Regions from separate parts of the Homo sapiens genome. Here region 2 is linked to region 1. Evidence: chromatin contacts called from ENCODE Hi-C data. All regions are on one chromosome and are shown on one strand. The core of a region is the stretch at or near the end of the contact, and the rest is flanking DNA. Distances in the headings are between cores, read along the strand shown.

Evidence for each region. Hi-C counts contacts between places; a loop is a spot of excess contacts on that map. Pooled maps may share reads with other maps.
Region 2: a loop to region 1 is called in a pooled map, with 6 times the contacts of the local background. The contact joins two enhancer-like sites. A Hi-C loop is called at or near these places in 2 of 37 single-sample maps with no recorded cell type and 2 of 50 pooled maps.

The regions. Positions count from the first base shown.
Region 1 is chr11:116,923,703-116,926,951 of GRCh38, reverse strand. All of the region lies in intron 4 of SIK3 (SIK family kinase 3), which reads left to right. Among named protein-coding and RNA genes, the nearest start is that of APOA1, 88 kb to the right of the region's middle. Within about 2 kb of position 1,776, at least 7 of the 41 ENCODE cell types and tissues checked have a DNase peak (open chromatin) inside an H3K27ac peak, as active enhancers do.
Region 2 is chr11:118,009,688-118,012,959 of GRCh38, reverse strand. The region is part of intron 4 of SMIM35 (small integral membrane protein 35); the gene reads left to right. Among named protein-coding and RNA genes, the nearest start is that of IL10RA, 25 kb to the right of the region's middle. RefSeq lists enhancers at 1,725-2,225, 2,371-2,470 and a silencer at 2,995-3,044. Within about 2 kb of position 1,864, at least 21 of the 41 ENCODE cell types and tissues checked have a DNase peak (open chromatin) inside an H3K27ac peak, as active enhancers do.

The DNA of each region.
Region 1 (3,249 bases), core at 527-3,026:
TCTCCCAGGTTCAAGCGATTCTCCTGCCTCAGCCTCCCAAGTAGCTAGGATTACAGGTGCGCATCACCACGCCTGGCTAATTTTTATACTTTTAGTAGAGTTGGGGTTTTGCCATGTTGGGCAGGCTGGTCTTGAACTCCTGACCTCAAGTGATCTGCCTGCCTTGGTCTCCCAAAGTGCTGGGATTACAGGCGTGAGCCACCACACCCGGCCTGTTTATTTTTAATGTAGTATCAGCTGGAACTAGGCTGGGGAGAAAGAAGGGAAAGGTGATATTTAAAATACTATTACTTTGGTTAACGGGTCCTTTTTTACATAAGAAATAAAATATGTAATAAAGTGGAAAGGAAAACTACTAAAATTGTATACCCTCTCACCTTCACTTGAGAAGGTTGATTTATGTCACTGCTGACACAGAGCATACTTATTCTAAAGGCTGTAATTGTATGATAATTTAGGAAAAATAGATCTTAGAGTGGCTTATAGGCAGTCCAGCTTTTTGTCTTCTCAAATTTTACTAGTCTGCTTATCTGACAGTGCCTTGAGAGCACTTTTCACTGCCTTGATCTGTTCATGCTTAATTTTAGTAAACTATCAGCATTTTGCCTAATGAATACAGACTCACCATTTACTAATAAAATTAAGTGACTGCAATCTATAGAGAAACTGTAAATATGAAAATAAGCCATTTATGTTTGCCGACACTTTCCGGTATAGCATCGTGTATCCCCGGTCTCCCAGATAAAAGGAAGGACATCTCATATAGAAAACTAAAATATAGCTAGAATGTAATTGTCTAGAAAAGGCAAGGTATAAAGCAGTTCTAAGGATTTTCTTCCTTAGTAGAGGTGGGATTTGAGAGTTTGGATTTTTATCATAGGTCAAAGTTACCTAAGGGTACCTTTGCAGGGTCACAATTCTTCTGAGAGTTGCTTTTGTGTAGATAAGCCTGTTCACTTTTACATCCTGGAGCATCACCTAGCTTTTTATATATCTGAAACTGACAGCTACACTTTTGTTTAGAACTTTCATATCATTTATAAGTTCTTTCACTCCTGCACTAGCTTATTACAGAGTACACAGGAATTAAAGGCTTTCTTTATCTTATATAAAATCATGTTTTTCCTTTGCTCTCATGTCGGTTTTATTTTCTCCAAAGCTCTATAGATACTGGTAGTTCCCACAAAGGTGTGTGGCATGGAAAAGCCTGGCAATTTCAAACCTTCTTTTGTAATTATTTGTTGTAGCTTCAATTAAATTAATACTAATAATACCTACTAAACTTCACAACCCTTAAAACTGTAATAAAAGATTGATTAGTGTCTTATTATTACTATAACAAATTACCACAAACTTAATGACTTGGAAAAACACAGATTTGTTAGCCTGTAGTTCTGGAGGTCAGAAGTCCAAGCTGGGTCTCACAGGGTGAAAGTTAAAACAGCAGCAAGGGCTGTTCCTCCTGGAGGCTCTGAAGGAAAAATGTGTCCTTGCCTTTTTTAGCTTCTAAAGGTCACCTGCATTCTTTAGCTCAGCCCCTTCCTTCCTTCACTCCAACCTGTGGCTTCCATTGTCACATCTCCTACTCCTAATTCCGACCCTCCTGCTTCCCTCTTGCAAGGACCTTTGTCATTACATTGGGCTGTCTCAGATAATCCAGGATCATCTCTCTCCCACCCCCACCTTTTTTTGTTTTTGTTTTCGAGACAGGGCCTCATTCTGTTGCCCAGGCAGGAGGGCAGTGGCGTGATCTCAGCTCACTGCAACCTCAACTTCCTGAGTATCTGGAACTACAGGTGCGCGCTTCTATGCCCAGCTAACTTTTGTATTTTTAGTAGAGATGGGGTTTTACCATGTTGGCCGTGCTGGTCTCGAACTCCTGGTCTCCAGCGATCCACCCACCTTGGCCTCCCAAAGTGCTGGGAGCCACCGTGTCTGTCCTCATCTCCCCATTTTAAGATCTTTAATCATGTTAATACAAGTCCTTTTTACCATGTATGGTAACACATTCACAAGTATGGGGGATTGGGATATAGATGTATTTGGGGGCCATTATTCAACATGCCACAGATGTCACTGTAAGGCTCTTTGGATTATAGATTAGGGTAGTGAATTAAAAGAAGGCCCTCTGGACACGCACCACCCACTCTGCACTGACCAGCCCACCTGGATAGCAGAGGACACCCCCAGCCCCCACCAAGCATTGAAGACATAGTTTATTTCCTCATATCCTTTCTCCTTGGGTGTAGTTGGGGTGGGGAAGGAGGGAAGACTGGGGTCATCTCCATTCCTTGGGCTCTGTGCCCGAGTCCATGGTGCACCACTGTGCTGCGAGCTGTGGGGCCTGCTGCAGTGGGAGTGTGTGGAACACCTTGACCAAAGGGGAGCTTTGTCTTGTGTGTTTTGAAAAAGGCTTAATGAAGAGAATGTTGTTCATTCTTAGTAGTATAGTTTGCAATTCTTAATGACAAATAGTAAGTTTCAGTAGAAAACAAAACAAAACAAAAAGAAGGCCTTCTTTATATTCTCTAGTTTTATTTTCCGTCCGCTGACCCAAGATTAAAAATTTTCTTAATGCTCCCTTGGTTCTTGATTTTGAATTTAGGATGATTTTGATTTAGTTAAAGAAATTTCTTTTTTTTCTTTTTTTTTTTTTGAGATGGAGTCTCACACTGTTGCCCAGGCTGGAGTGCAGTGGCATGATCTCCGCTCACTGCAACCTCTGCCTCCCCCAGGTTCAAGCGATTCTCCTACCTCAGCCTCCCGTGTAGCTGGGATTACAGGCATGCGCCACCACGTTCTGCTAATTTTTTGTATTTTTAGCAGAGACGAGTTTTACTATGCTGGCCAGGCTAGTCTTGAACTCCTGACCTCAGGAGTTCAAGATCCTGATCCACCCGCCTCAGCCTCCCAAAGTGCTGGGATTATAGGCGTGAGCCACCACGCCCGGCTGTTAAGGAAATTTTATATCCTTTAGTTTTTACATTGAGAAACTCAGAGTAAAAACAGAGATTATTGATAATTGAAGTTGGAAACTCTACTGAAATATTTGGTAAGGAGATTTTTAAAGACTTTTCTGTTGTTGTTGTTGTTAATAGTTAAAACAAATTCAAGGAGTCACAATGAGAGTGTCTACCTGCTGATATATAATTACAGACTCCGGGGTGCTGGCAGCCAGCCTTGGGCTCTCTCTGTGTTAACACATATACTTTGGCAAGATTTTTAAGTTCATTAACCCAAAGCGTACAT
Region 2 (3,272 bases), core at 615-3,114, 1.1 Mb before region 1:
TGCCCAGTGCAGTCCAGTGTGGGCAAGGCCTCCAGACACCAGCAGGGAGCTTCTTTATGTAGTATCTCCAGTTACCTGCCCTTGTAGGGTTGACCAGGGGCCAGAAAGCCACTCATAGCTTCAATAAGCAAAGTTATACAGAGGTGATTCCAGACATGGTTTTAACATTCCCACCTGAGGCCAACTTCCCTGAAGACTGAGCTGGGCCTCGACTCTGCCCTGCCCCCTCTGTACTTGATTCCAGCACTTTCAACCCTCCCCCTGCCCCATCCCCAATCTGGGCCTGTTCTCTTACTGCTCAAGGCCTCAGTGCCTCCCAAACATGGCCAACTCCCAATTTTGATGTGCAGTGCTGAGAACAGTCTAGAAACATGTTCTTGTCGCCTAGGCTCCTGCAATGGGCTGGGCACGGGGGAGTGGGTGAGTTCTACATTACAGTGTTCTGCATTTCTTGTGCAAAGCCTGTCCTGTGGCAAAAGTGGGCCAGAAATGGTGGGAGTGTGAAGAGGAACCCAGGCGAGGCTGAACAAACCAGATAATGCACCAGGGAAACCAGGAATCCACTGTAGTTTGGTAGACAGCAGGGCAGTTCCCCTCGTGAGTCATCACTCCTTTCTCCGGTCTGTGCCCTGCTGGACTGGAGGCAGAGTGTGCACAGGACGTCAGCTTAGAAGGTGCTTAGTGCAGACTTGTTCAAACCAGAGAGGCAGAGTCCTCGGGGCTCCTGTGGATGGAGTAGGGCAAGAGAAGGGAGCCTGTCACTGCTGAAACCTGCAGTTAGAACAGCCAGCTGCCAGCCTCTCTGCTAGCAGCCCAGCAACAGATGCAGGAGCCCAATAGAGCAAGTGGGAGGAGGAGGGAAGCTGTGTGATTTCTCTTCCTGTGCTCCCTTTCCCAAAGCCTCATTTCTCGTTTTGGGTTCTAGCAGATTGTAGAGGAAGGAAGGTGGGGAGCCTCACCAGCCCTTACCCCATTTTCTGCCAGGGTCTGGAGGCCATTCTCCCAGCATAGCCAGGCTTTGACTTAATTACCAAGTCTCTGGATTTGGAGGTCTTCAACTGAGTCTTCTGCCCCTGAGTAAGTGGGAGTGAGGAAGGCCCCTTAGTGGTTCTGAGACCCCTCCCTTCCTTGAAGGCCTCTTGGAATAGCAGGGAGGGGAGATGAGTTGTCTTCGGCTTCCTTCCTTGGATTTCAATTCTGAGGACTGGGGCCTCTTTCCTAACCCCTGAGGTTTGGGCCCCAGTAAAACTTTCTTTCTTTCTTTTTTTGAGATGGAGTCTTGCCCTGTTGCCCAGGCTGGAGTGCAGTGGCGGGATCTTGGCTCACTGCAACCTCCGTCTCCCAGGTTCAAAGGATCCTCCTGCCTCAGCCTCCCAAGTAGCTGGGGTTACAGGTGTGCGCCATCATGCCCGACTAACTTTTATATTTTTAGTACAGATGGGGTTTCACTATGTTGGCCAGGCTGGTCCCGAACTCCTAACCTCAAGTGAGCCACCCGCCTCGGCCTCCCAAAGTGCTGGGATTATAGGTGTCAGCTGCTGCACCTGGCCCGGCCCCAATAAAACTCTGTACCCGCACCCTGCCTAGCAGGGATCCTGGGTCTGCAGTCCATGCCCGGCCACCCTAGGCCCCCGGAAGTGCTCAGAACTCAGTAGCCTTGGGGAATCTTGAAAGGGAGGATGGGACCCAGGACCCAGGTGGCCCTGGCCCCAGGTCTGTGGCTTCAGGTGAGGAGACGGGGACAGCTGCCCGGGGCTGGGAGCACGGAGGGTATTTCCCATCCTCGGGAGCAGAACTGATACTGGGCGACTTCCTCTTTTAGGGCCCTCTGACGCACCCTCTGTCCCCTCAGCCTCCCCCTCTTTTCCTTACTTCCGCAGGCTACTGGCGAGCACAGCTTTCTTCACCCTTGGGGCCTGGGCCTTACCCCTGGACTTTGCGTGTTTCTGTTGAGGGCTCTAAAGGGCAGATTCCAGCTTGTTTAGAAACGATTCGGGAGCAGATGCCTGGAAACCCAGCCACAGGTTTGGCTGAGCCAGGCACTGGCTGGGACCCAGATCATAGCAGTGCCAGAGCCTCTCCCAACACCTTCCCGCTACCTTTTTACGGTTCTTCTTTCCACTGGCCCTAAGAGCCCAGAGGCAGTCACGGGGGCTGGGGGTCCAAGGGCTGGCTGGTCCGGGTTCCCCTGCCACGCTTTGGTGCCTTCTCTGGGGCTATTCTCCAGCCTGGGTGGCCTCTTGTCCCTGCAGCCCCTCCCCTCCTGGCCATATCTAGTCTCTGTGAGATGGCCCAAGTCCGTCTTTGCTGTGACTTCGCTCAGGGCTTGAGACTTGACACCAACCATTTTGATCTGAATTGCAGGTGGCCACATTTCCTCCATTTGTGCTGTTCCTCAACCAGGCTGAACCCTCTGCCAACAAAGTTATGTTCCATAGGTCTTTAGTAACTCCTAAAACTGGAGCGTGCTGGAGGAGGTCAGTGACTACTTGCCGAGTAGAGAAGAGACACCCAATGTAGCCACAGAAGGCTGCTTTGTCCTAGAAAATTGATCAAAATCATGATGAGGCTGGGAGGCGAAGAGGGAGCTTTTCTCTCCTCTAAGTTCTCCTTGAAGTCTTAATGATCTCGTCCCATGCCAGTGGCATTGGAGGGGGCCAGGTGCCAGGAGCCAGGAGGGCAGTGTCTCTGGTGCCCCTCTCTCTGCTTCAGGAGTCTGAGAAACTCAAAGTAGGAGCAGATGGGAGGATCATTATTATCTTTTTAAAAACTGCTTAGTGATCAAAAGGAGGAGCAGAGACTGTTTGCACAGTTCACAGTCCACAGAACACAAAGCCTTTTCTTGCATGGTACTGCATTTTGAGCCTTATGTCAAGCTTGAGACACAGGGATTATTCTTGGTCCCGTTTTACATATGGGGGCACTTGGGTCAGAAAAGCAGCATGCTTTACCCAAGTTCCACAACTGGCTACTGGCTGCACCAGAGCTGAGCAGAGTCTGCACCCTCACGGATGTAGCTGACATCAGGGCGTAAGGATGAGAACTGAATGTAGTATAAGGTCTGGTTCTGACCCTGCCCTGATGTGCTGTGTGGTCATGGGCTACTTACTCCACCTCTTTGGACATCTATTTCAGCATCTGGAATCAAAAGATTGGACTATTTTTCCAAGGCTTCTCCTGGTTCTTACCTGTAGGAGAGCAAAGACCTCATCTACTTTTTTTTTTTTTTTTTTTAAAGCGTCTGCATTCTCAGTTCTTAGCGTATAGCCTGG